Regions from separate parts of the Homo sapiens genome. Here region 2 is linked to region 1. The links are chromatin contacts, found by Hi-C or POLR2A ChIA-PET in ENCODE. All regions are on one chromosome and are shown on one strand. Each heading gives the region's core, a stretch centred on a gene start or an enhancer-like site at or near the end of the contact. The rest is flanking DNA. Distances are from core to core; before and after follow the strand shown.

Region 1 (5,808 bases), core at 2,537-5,036:
ATGTCCAAAATACATTCTCCCTGGAGATTCTAGATCGAGCACCTGCAAAGACTCAGATCTCATACCCAGTTTCCTGACCTCCCCAAATAGGTTTCTAGGTCCCTAATAGGCATTAAAAATACGTAATTATTTCTGGAGCTGTTCAACTAACCCAAATAACATGCTCTCATTCCATGTCCCCAAATTTCCCTTCTTGAAATATAAATTATTGACCTACTTTGTTAAAGACCATTTTAATGGCACTCTCCCACCCCAATGATAAAAATGAGACACTTGACACTGTCATCAGGTCCCATTAGAGAGGTAGAAAATAAGCCACTAAATGTTACCCATCAGAACGGCTAAGCAGTGAGCCAGAAGTTCTGTGCCCACCCTGGTTCTGAGCACATCCTCTCACTCTGAAATGTAACACAGGAAGTATAACAGGAAAGGGAGCCCTAGACAGTGCTGTTCACCTAGATGAGACCACTCACAGTCCGACTAAGAGTTCTCTAGAACCAGAATGTCTTAGTCACCTCAAAGCTGAGAGTCATTTTAGCTATAATTATAGAAATCCAAGCCGGACGCAGTGGCTCATGCCTGTAATCTCAGCACTTTGGGAGGCCAAGGCGGGCAGATCACGAGGTCAGGAGTTCAAGACCAGCCTGGCCAACATGGTGAAACCCCGTCTCTACTAAAAATACAAAAATTAGCCGGCTGTGGTAGCATGTGCCTATAATCCCAGCTACTCGGGAGGCTGAGGCAGGAGAATTGCTTCAGCCCGGGAGGCGGAGGTTGCAGTGAGCCAAGATCATGCCACTGCATAGAGCAAGACTCCATCTCAAAAAAAAAAAAAAAAAAAAAAAAATTCTAGAACTCCAGAAATCTGTTTCACGTCATTTCCATTTACCAAAGGCTTTGTTTTCTCCATAACTGAGATATCAGGGATGAATCCCAGCTACTCAGGAGGCTAAGGTGGGAAGATCATTTGAGGCCAGGAATTTGAGACCAGCCTGAGCAACACAGCAAGATCCTATCTCTAAAAACACTTTTTTAAACTTAGCTGAGCATGGTAGCATGCTCCTCTAGTCCCAGCTACTCAGGAAAATGAGGTGGGAGGAACACTTGAGTCCAGGAGTCCGAGGCTGCAGTGAGCTATGATCACACCACTGCATTCCAGCCTGGGTGATAAAGGAAGACCCCAACTCTTAAAGAAATTAACTTTTTAAAAAATGTATTAGGGCCAAACACCATGGCTTACACCTGTAATCCCAGCACTTTGGGAGGCCAAGGCAGGAGGATCACTTGAGGCCAGGAGTTCTAGACCAGCTGGGCAACACACTGAGACCCCCATCGCTACAAAAAAAAAAAAAAATGTTTTTTAATTAGCCAGGCATAGTGGCAAAAGCCAGTAGTTCTGGCTACTTGGGAGGCTGAGGTGGGAGGATTGCTTGTGCCCAGAAGTCTGAGGGTACAGTGAGCTATGACTGTACTACCACACTGGGTGACAAGACAAGACTCTGTCTATTTAAAAAAAAAAAAAAATACCAGGGATCAGTCACCTCCCTGGTCCTTTGGCAAGGCAAGAGAGAGATGGTAGAAGGCCAGACACAGTGAACAAATGATGGGGGTGTGTGGGGAAAGGTGAAGGGAAAGAAAAAGAAGGGAGGAAAGCAAATGAGAGAAAGAGAAAACATACAGATGGTAGAAAACACGCTTTCTACATTTGGACTGGAATTTCCTAGAACAATGCAAGGTTGCTAGTGAAGAAGAAGGGCTTTCCTGTTAAGACCACTGACACCCCCAAACATCACCATTTCAGCATATAAAAAGTTTACTTTTGTCAATAGTCCCTAAAATGGTTAAAGCTGAAACCCTGAAGTGCAACCAGCCAAATCAGGATAGTACTGGCAATTTTTTTCCTCTGTAGAAATGAAGGAATGCATCTACCTACTGGATTTGGGGTACCCATTCTCAAGCAGAAATAACACGCTCTCGTTCCAATTACTCTCTCTAAAGCAAGATCAACACCAAGGGACAGACAAGACAAAAGAAGTGTGAAACCAGAGGCCTAAAGGCCCCCTCGGCAGTGAGTGTGCATTAGTCAGGTTGCACTAGTAAATCTGTCAGAGGACAAGAATGTGTGAAGAGCAAGAACAGTGCCAGGTCGGAACATCCTGGTGTTGGAACTGCAGCATTCTGAGGAGCTGCAAATTGTTTGGATGCACTGAAGGAAAAGGGTATGTGGCTTCACAAGATCAAGAGACGAAGCAGATAGGAGAGTGCCACACTTGGAGACATGAGTTAAAAATCCTAAGGAATCCCGGCACTTTGGGAGGCCGAGGTGGGCGGATCACGAGATCAGGAGATCGACACCATCCTGGCTAACACAGTGAAACCCTGTCTCTACTAAAAATACAAAAAATTAGCCGGGCATGGTGGTGGGCGCCTGTAGACCCAGCTACTTGGGAGGCTGAGGCAAGAGAATGGCATGAACTCAGGAGGGAGGCGGAGCTTGCAGTGAGCCGAGATCGCGCCACTGCACTCCAGCCTGGACAACAGAGCAAGACTCCATCTCAAAAAAAAAAAAAAAAAAAAATCCTAAGGAAGTGGTTGCCTAGGGATGAGAGGTAGGGATGGAAAGAATGGCAGATATTAGCTAAGGACTACAGGATTGCTTTGGGGGAATGATGAAAATATGCTAATATTAATCGTGAAGATGAATGCAAAATCCTGTGCATATACTAAAAGCCATTGAATTGTATGCTGCAAATGGGTAAATTGTGTCGTGTGAATTGTATCTCAAAAAAGCTGTTTTTAAAAAACATCGTCCATGGTCTCTGCCTACCATCGCCTACCCCCATGCTGCCCATTTGGGGAGCTCAGTAATATGGCTGATTGAGACGGCACATTAAGAGATATGAGTCATCCTTCTCCAGTTTGACATTTTACAAGTTTCTTGCTTAACCATCAAAAAACAAATTGTCTTTCTTAAAGAGACTCAGTTTAGGGGCAGTAAGGATTAGACTCCTTAGGAAAACAAGCAAAATTTAAGTTATCTTCAACTGGTGATCATCTTCATGTACAAATTACGTACGGTTTCAAGCACAAAATCCCAAGCAAGCCCCACTGGGCTGTGTCTTTTCCTTGCAGTATGGTATGAAGTTAAGCTGGCCAGGAGAGGTGGGGGAGATGAGAAGCAAGCCAAAGTTATATCCCAAAAGACACAGAGGCCAAAAGCTATCAGTTCCACTCCAATTTCCTATGCAATGGAGCAGAGCTTCCCTGCTGGGGAACCGATTACAAGCATGCTGGCTACGTAAGAGGAAACAGGCTTTCTTTCCAGAGAGAAACCCATCTTGCTGCTCTAAACAGAGCTGGCAGCATGGTAGTCTGCTGACCTTGCACACTGAGCTCTGGGCAGCTTCGGTCAGAAGGCCGGCAGATTGTGGCAAGTCCTGGCCAGCAGACACAGATGCAGCAGGAGCATCTGGATGCCGAAGCCTACGGATGCTGAGGCACTCGCCTCCAGTGCCTGCCCTGGCCTCCACAATGACATATTGTCCACAGCAGGGGTGGTGTGGCTGATGATCTGCTGGGTAAGTCGCCCACGGTAAAGTCTGTGTCAAACATTTCAGTGCACTAGTCAGATACAAATGCAAGAAAACCTTATTTTTGGAAGAGCAACCCACAGATTTTCTTAAGAAGCAAATAGCAGAGTGAAAGCAGCACTAATTTCCTGGTGGTGACACCCTGGGATCACACCAGCAGCAGCTGTGGTCTGCCCAGTCATCCAGCCCTGCTTTAAAAGGGTGAGAACCAGCTGAGATCAGAACAGAGACAGCAGTATTTGCCAGAAATGAGTTGCCCAGGGGCACCTCCAGGTAGAAGGGGGAGATCAGCTCTCTCTGGGTTTAAGGCATCTCAGCTCCAGAGCCATCACCCAGTCTCTCTCCTCCTCTCCCCAGATCCTGAGTTCCCCTTGCTGTGCAACAGCTCAACCAGCTCATTATGCTTCCTGAATGTTTTTAAAGAAAAAAAAAATGTGAAACATAATTACAGGCTCTGACCCCAAATGACTTTAACCCTGACAAGAGCACCCAAGACTCACTGTGGGAATACAGTTTCCCTGTGATTGCCCAGGAGCAAAAGTTTCCTTTCAGGAGCTCCCCCACATCCGCTGGCAATGCTGCTGAAGGGTTCCCGCTCACAGGCCAAGCTCACGGAACAACTGGATCCCAGGCGTGGAGCCACACTGGCTGACATGTTCTCAAGCTGCTAGAACTTTTACGCTTCTGAAACCCTCCTGCATCATTCCTAGGCCTGCAGTAATGCAAACACCCTCCAGATATCTGAGATGTGCCCACGAGGCTGGAGAGCACAGCTGTGCACATTAAGGAAGAACAGGATTTGGGGACCAGATTTATGCAGAATCTCTGCTGACCTATTTAGACCTAATGTGTGGTCCAAGGACTCCCACCATGCAAATCACTTGGGGTGAGATGGAAGGGAGTGGGGGCGGGGGTATAGGAAATTCGGGTTTCCAGACCTGCCTAGAGCTCATGCATCAGCATTTCCTTGGGTAAAGCCAGAGAATCTGCAGTTAGGGGAATTCTTGTACACCTTCACTTTTAAGAACCACTATCTTACAAGGACACTCTAAAGGCAGATTCCAATAACAGGTCACTTACCACAGGCCTGCTTACACTGCTAAGCATAATATCTACAATTATCTCAGCTGCTCCTCACAATAATATTGTAAGGTATAATAGATATTTATTATCCTCCCTTGCACTTATGCTGTTTTCTCCAGTTTCATCTCCAAAGGTCAAATCCAAAGGCCTCCAAACAGTCCTCACCTAAACTGGCCAGGATGAAACATCAAGTCATCAAAGCCTCTCCAACTCTCTGCTACCCACCTGCTAAATGTGGATGCTCCCTATGGTTTCAGCTTCCACTCTCTTCTCTCACTCCATGCCAGGCGTTCTTCACCCTTGCTGCACATTAGAATCACCTGGGGAGTTTTTAAAATGTCCCATGCCCAGACTGCAACCCAGCCAAATTATATCAGAATCTCTGAAGGTGAGTCCTGAGCTCCTCAGGTGATTTCAATGGACAGCAGAGGCTAAGGACCCCTGCGTGGGTCTCACTCTTATAGATTCAGTCACTCCCAGGGCCTCAAATACCACCTGGAGAGAGCCAAACCTATACCTGTAGCCCTCATCTTCCTCCAGAGTTCCAGACTTGTGCTTCCCACAGCCTTGTGGGTGTCTCCACCTGCATGCCCTGCAGGAACTCAGCAAGGACAAACCTTACTTCACTCTGTATCCCCCATCACACACCACGATTCCTCTCCTGTATGCAGTTCAGCCATCCTCCCAAGGCCTAAGAAGGAAACTCTGGAGATGCCCCTAACTCCTCTGTCATCCCTTCCTCAGGCACTATGCTGCTGACTATGTGTTCTCTTCATCCACACCTGATCATCTACTCTCAAAAACACCATGAATCGGCCAGGCGCAGTGGCTCATGCCTGTAATCCCAGCACTCTGGGAGGCCAAGGCGGGCAGATCACGAAGTCAGGAGATTGAGACCATCCTGAGTAACACGGTGAAACCCCATCTCTACTAAAAAAAAATACAAAAAATTAGCCGGGCATGGTGGCACGCACCTGTAGTCCCAGCTACTCAGGAGGCTGAGGCAGGAGAATCACTTGAACCCGGGAGGCGGAGGTTGCAGTGAGCCAAGATAATACCACTGCACTCCAGCCTGGGCAACAGAGAGAGACTCCATCTCAAAAAAAAGCCATGAATTCTGCATTCCACTCTATAA
Region 2 (5,878 bases), core at 290-2,789, 70 kb after region 1:
TGACTTCCCATCAGAAGCTTGAACCAAGATGTCACATCAGAAACCCTCAGAATCCAGTGCCAGGAGAGCACCGGGTTCAAGAGTGAATGGGAGTGGGGATATGGAAGTGGCAAGTGAAAATGATTCCTTCAAGAAGACAGGCTACAGGCCACAGCAGGAGAGAGACAGGAAGGATGGGAACTGAAGGGAGGCAGGGCTTAAGGGAGGGTTGTGCTTTCTCTGTGTTAATTTGTTTTGTTAACTTCTTGAGCATATTGCAATGCTGATGGGGGAAAAACTAAGAGCTGAAGGCACAGGAAAGCATAGAGGGGCGGATAGAAGCTGAATCAGCAAGGACCCCCAAAGAATCCGCTCATGAAGATATTTGAAGCTCATGTCAGGAGAAATGTTCGCCGGGTCTGACACCAAAGCCTGCTCGTGTCTGCATCACTCTCTGGCTTCCCACTGTCACTGCCTAACAATCTACGGCTATCAAAGATTCCGAGAGCCAAGTGGCTTGGAAGTTGTTTGAGTCAGAAACATTTTCCCTCCACTGGGCACAACTTCTTATCCTTTTCAGTGAGGAAATACAAAATGCATGATATCAGAACATATATCCTAGGGCAGCCCCCTATGTAGGTGATATGGTTTGGTGCAAGGGACATTAAATCTGTTTCTTCCTAAAATAGTTCCCATCAGCTTTCTTCGGACCTTGAACTATTCCATTGGGATTACCTTCCTAAAGAGTCCTGTTAAAATACCAACAGGTCAAAACAATCTCGAAAAGGACACCCATGCTCATTGCAACATTATTCACAATGGCCAAAAAGGTGAAAGCAATCCTGGTGGCCATTGACAGATGAATGGACAAATAAAATGTGGTATATACATACAGTGGAATATTATTCACCCCTAAAAGGAAGGCAATTCTGACACACACTACAACATGGGTAAACCTTGAGGACACTATGCTAAGTGAACCAAGCCAGCCACAGAAGGACAAATACAATATGATCCCATTTATAAGAGGTACATAGAGTAGTCAAATTCAGAGGCAGAAAGCAGAATGGTGGCTTCCAGGTCTGGGGGAAGAGGAATGGGGAGTTTTTGTCTAATGAGTGTGGAGTTTAAGCCTGGGAGGATGAAAAGAGCCCCGGAAATGGATGGTGGGGATGGTTGCACAAGAATGTGAATGCACTTAACACCACTAAACTAACTGTACATTTAAAATGGAAAATTTTATGTTATGTGTATTTTTCTGCAATTAAACAAAACACCGGGTGATTTAAAGGGGCTGCCTGATCAATAGCCAAACTATTATTAGTTTGACTCAGCTTTGATTTCCTGTTAAGGCCACTTTGCCCAGAGCAGGACTTTAAGGAGCCAGAGCAGCGAGGAGCCGGAGATGGAGAGGTGACAGGCGTGAGGACAGTAATTCACTGGGCGCTGGAATGCGTTTTGACAAAGGCCAGGTGTCGGTTCCCGTCCTGACCTGCAGGGGGCACTCTGGTGGGTCCTGGGAAACAGGAGGAGAACGGGAAGCCTAGAAAGCCCTGGGAGCTCCTTGAGCGACAGGGAAGCCTCTGTCTACCACTTTTACTGAGGCCGCCGGCAGTCAGGATACTACACAGTGGTTATTCTTAGGCCCCTAGAGTCAGCAAAGCCTCTTGTTTGGAAAACCTCCTGGGTCTCCCCTCGCAGGCTGTGTAAGGGGCGCCCCGCTCGCCCCGCGTCTCCGTGTCCGGGGTGGGTGTGAGGACGGCAGGGCCGCGCCCCCTGCTGGCCGCTCGCTCAGCTGCGCTGTCGCCTCCTCTGCCATCAGCCCGTGGGAAAGAAAGCCATTTTGGTCACAGGAAGCAACGTTTTCAACTTCTCTCATTAATGAGAAAGACAGAATTGTGATACTCTAATGGGAATACTCGAGGAAGGAATAAATTAAATTTCCATGCAGCTCCGGCTCGAGTCCCAAGCTGAACAGATGCTGTTTTTATCAAATACTTTCTATTCTGTGACGTGCTCTGCCAACTTTCTATTATTAGACAAATCAGGAAAAGTCTGATTTCTCTCCCTTCTGGCTTCTCCTTCCCGCTTTTGTGGGAGGGTGGTGGTTTGGGTGGAGACTCTGTCCTGTCCATAGAAGGTAAATGACAAGGAAATGGCAGCCACCTGAAAACTTGCCTTGATGCCAGCATGTCCCAGAAATGTCCTTTAAAATGACATCTCATCCAGGCGTCACCCCATCCCAGATGGCATAGCTGATGGGACAGGAAAAAATACATATTTTAGAGTATTTACAGCATCATTTTCCCCTGCCCCCACTTCCTTCCTGTGAAGGAGGAATTAGTCTTCACTAGCCAAGTTCTGGAGTATTTCTTTTTCTTTTTTCTTTTTTTTTCTTTTAATTGAGATAGTGTCTTGTTGTGTTGCCTAGGCTGGAGTGCAGTGGCACCAACATCACTAACTACAGCCTTGAACTCTTGGGCTCAAGCGATCCTCCTGCCTCAGCCTTCCAAAGTTCTGGGATTACAGGCGTGAGCCATTGCACCTGGCCCTGGAGTATTTCTTGTGCATAATAAGGGAAAATTTGGGAAAGGATTCTGAATTGTGCAGTACCATGGGTAGGATGGGTTGATGGGTCTACCTAAGAGAAGGCAGGGAGTTACATACTAACGAAAGCAGAATGGATCAGAAGGCGAGAGAAAGAATAAGAGAAACAAGCCAGGGATGAGCTGGGTTTGGGAGAATTCAAGAGATAAATTAAGGAGGACTGAAGTAGCTGCTGGGCTGTTGATATGGTTTGGCTGTGTCCCCACCCAAATCTCATCTTGAATTGTAGTTCCTATAATCCCCACGTGTTGTGGGAGGGACCCAGTGGTAGGCAATTGAATCATGGGGGCGGTTACTCTTTTCTATGAGGGAGATGCACAAAGGGAAAAGAAAAGACACACATGCAATACCTTCAAGGGTAAACAACCTTTATCCCATGTAAATGGCAATGCAGATATAATAAGCAAATGATACAAGCAAATTGCAATGGGAAGGGGAAAAGGGAGAAGATATATATATATAGCCTGGACTACTGGGAGGCTAGAAGTTAATGGCAAGGGCATGCCAACTTTCACCCCACTTCTCCCATCAATATAGACTATATATATATACACACACACTCACCAGACGATGGAGGATTCATCACCAGACCAGAAGCAACAGCCTGGGCTCCAGAGTCGGCCACTACACTTACCAGACTATAGAGGATTCATCACCAGACAGGGAAGCAACAGCCTGGGCTCCAGAGTTGACCGCTCATCCATGCACAGATGAGGAGAGGTCTCATGAAGCTTTGGCGTGGTATGGGACCCTAGTTCTTTTTGTAACGACTTATTTGGCATGAGGCCCAGTCACGAGGGCCCTTCATGACTGGACTCAAGGAACACAAAAAGGTCAACTTGTTTTTATGATTGTTTGTTGTTTTTCAATAACTAACATACAGGAACAGATTTCTCCAAAACCGTCTGGATGAACGCCTCAAGGGGCTCATGCAACCTGTTCTGGGACTTGGTGACCATTGTTTGTGTCCACATTCAATTGAGTTCAAATTTAAGATTTAACTTTTCCTCCACATATCCCCATGCTCTTCTTGAGTTCTCATGAGACCTGATGGGTTTATGAAAGGCTTTTCCCCTTTGCTTGGCACTTCTCCTTCCTGCCGCTATGTGAAGAAGGATGTGGTTGCTTCCCCTTCCGCCTGAGGCCTTCCCACCCCTGTGGAACTGTGAGTCAATTAAAACCTCTTTCTTTTATAAATTACCCAGTCTCAGGCAGTCCTTCATAGCAGTGTGAGAACGGACTAACACAGATGTCATGAGGAGGACTTGAGAAAGAGACAAGAGAAGAGGATTCTTCAGAAATGTTGGTGTTATGAATGGAACCCAAACCCCACCCTTTGGCATCTTTAAGAGATTTCAGTAAAGACATAAATTGATTTAAAAACTGTGTTTTGGTCAAGCATAGCGGCTCACTTCTATAATCCTAGTACTTTCAGAGGCCAAGGTGGAAAGATTGCTTGAGGCCAGGAGTTTAAGACCAGCCTGGGCAACATAGCAAGACTCTGTCTCTCAAAAACAAATTAAAATTAGCCTTATGTGGTGGCATACACCTGTAGTCCCAGCTACTCAGGAGGCTGAGGTGAGAGGATCACTTGAGCACAGCAGTTCGTGGCCTCAGTGAACTATGATTGTGCCACTGCACTCCATCCTGAGTAATGCAGCAAGACACCCAACTCATAAATAAATAAATAAGATAAAAACTCTGTTTTGTATGATGGTCTGGTGTTTATTCAAGGCAGCCTGGACTACTGGGAGGCTAGAAGTTAATGGCAAGGGAATGCCAAGTTTCACCCCACTTCTCTCATCAATATAGACTATAGTCCAGATATTTTAAATTAGTATCCTATAGGGTAGCTGGGTGTGGACCCCAGATGCATTTTATTTGGCTAGTTGAGATTTAAGTTTTTTTTGAACCAACAATTGAAAATTGGGATTTCACATTTTAAAAGCCTGCATTTCCTTTCCTACTTCTTTTGAAAAAAATGGAAAAATTTGGCAATATGAGGCCCTTATTACCACAAGGCAAAAATAGGCTCATGCTTTCTAGTTAACCTCAGTGCCCACCCCTCACATAAGGCATATGTATGCATGTATACCTGGCCCACTGCCTGCATTTGCAGGTGGACCTTGGAGATATTGTGGGTTTGGTTCCAGACTGCCGCAGTAAGGCAAGTATTGCAACAAAGTGAATCATACAAATTTTTGGTTCCCAGTGCCTATAAAAGTTATGTTGACAGTATGCTGTAGTCTAGTAAGTGTGCAAGAGCATTATGTCTAAAAATGTACATACCTCAATTAAAAATACTTTGCTGCTAAAAAAATAGTAATGATCGTCTGAGCCTTCAGTGAGTTATAATCTTTTTCCTGGTGGAAGGTCTTGCCTCGATATTGATGGTTACTGACTGATCAGACTGGTGGTTGCTGAAGTTTGAGGTAGCTGTGGCAAGTTATTAAAATATGACAGTAATGAAGCTTGCCATGTCAATGGACTCTTCCTTTCACAAAATATTTCTCTGTACCATATTTGGTAGCATTTAATAACAGTAGAACTTCTTTCAAAAGTGGAGTCAGTCCTCTCAAATGCTGCTGCTTCTGTATTAACTAAGTTTACGGAATATTCTAAATCCTTTATTGTCATTTCAACAATGTTCACAGCATCTCTACTAGGAGTAGAGTCCATCTCAAGAAATCACTTTCTTTGCTCATCCATAAGAAGCAGCTCCTCTTTCGTTCAAGTTTTATCATGAAATTTGTATTAGGGTTCTCTAGAGAGGCAGAACTTATAGGATAGATGTATAAATGAACGGGAGTTTATTAAGGAGTACTGACTCACATGATCACAAGGCGAAGTGCCACAATAGGCCATCTGCAACCTGAGGAGCAAGGAAACCAGTCCAAGTCCCAAAACCTCAAAACTAGGGAAGCTCACACAGACACACCCAGGAACAATACTTTGCATCCTTCAATCCAATCAAGTGAACACTCAGTATTAACCGTTACAAGATTGAAGCAATTCAGGCACATTTTCAGGCTCCACTTCTAATTCTAGTTTTCTGTTTCCAGCACCTCCGCAGTGACTTCCTCTAGTGAAGTCTTGAACTCCTCTAAGTCATCCGTGAGGGTTAGAATCAACTTCTTCCAAACTCCTGCTAATGTTGATATTCTGACCTCCTCCCATGAATCGTGAATGTACTTAAGGGCATCTAAAATGGTAAATTCTTTGCAGAGGGTTTTCAATTGATTTTGCCCAGATCCATCAGAGAAATCACTATCTATGACAACTATAGCCTTAA

Evidence for each region. A loop is a pair of places that touch in the nucleus more often than their neighbours do. ChIA-PET counts read pairs that join two places held with the same protein, here RNA polymerase II (POLR2A). Pooled maps may share reads with other maps.
Region 2: a pooled map shows a loop between it and region 1 (2.4-fold over the local background). The contact joins two enhancer-like sites. A Hi-C loop is called at or near these places in 39 of 168 maps with a recorded cell type or tissue (A673, B cell, CD14-positive monocyte and 30 more), 17 of 37 single-sample maps with no recorded cell type and 39 of 50 pooled maps. POLR2A ChIA-PET finds 5 or more read pairs at or near these places in 11 of 52 experiments (A549, BJ, CD4-positive, alpha-beta T cell and 7 more).

The regions. Positions count from the first base shown.
Region 1 is chr5:142,781,694-142,787,501 of GRCh38, reverse strand. The region is part of intron 1 of ARHGAP26 (Rho GTPase activating protein 26); the gene reads right to left. Among named protein-coding and RNA genes, the nearest start is that of ARHGAP26, 14 kb to the right of the region's middle. Within about 2 kb of position 3,786, at least 12 of the 41 ENCODE cell types and tissues checked have a DNase peak (open chromatin) inside an H3K27ac peak, as active enhancers do; they include CD8-positive, alpha-beta T cell, dorsolateral prefrontal cortex, heart left ventricle and 2 more, where a contact is called at or near this core.
Region 2 is chr5:142,709,157-142,715,034 of GRCh38, reverse strand. No RefSeq gene overlaps it. Among named protein-coding and RNA genes, the nearest start is that of FGF1, 26 kb to the right of the region's middle. RefSeq lists a silencer at 1,634-1,833. Within about 2 kb of position 1,539, at least 36 of the 41 ENCODE cell types and tissues checked have a DNase peak (open chromatin) inside an H3K27ac peak, as active enhancers do; they include CD8-positive, alpha-beta T cell, dorsolateral prefrontal cortex, heart left ventricle and 2 more, where a contact is called at or near this core.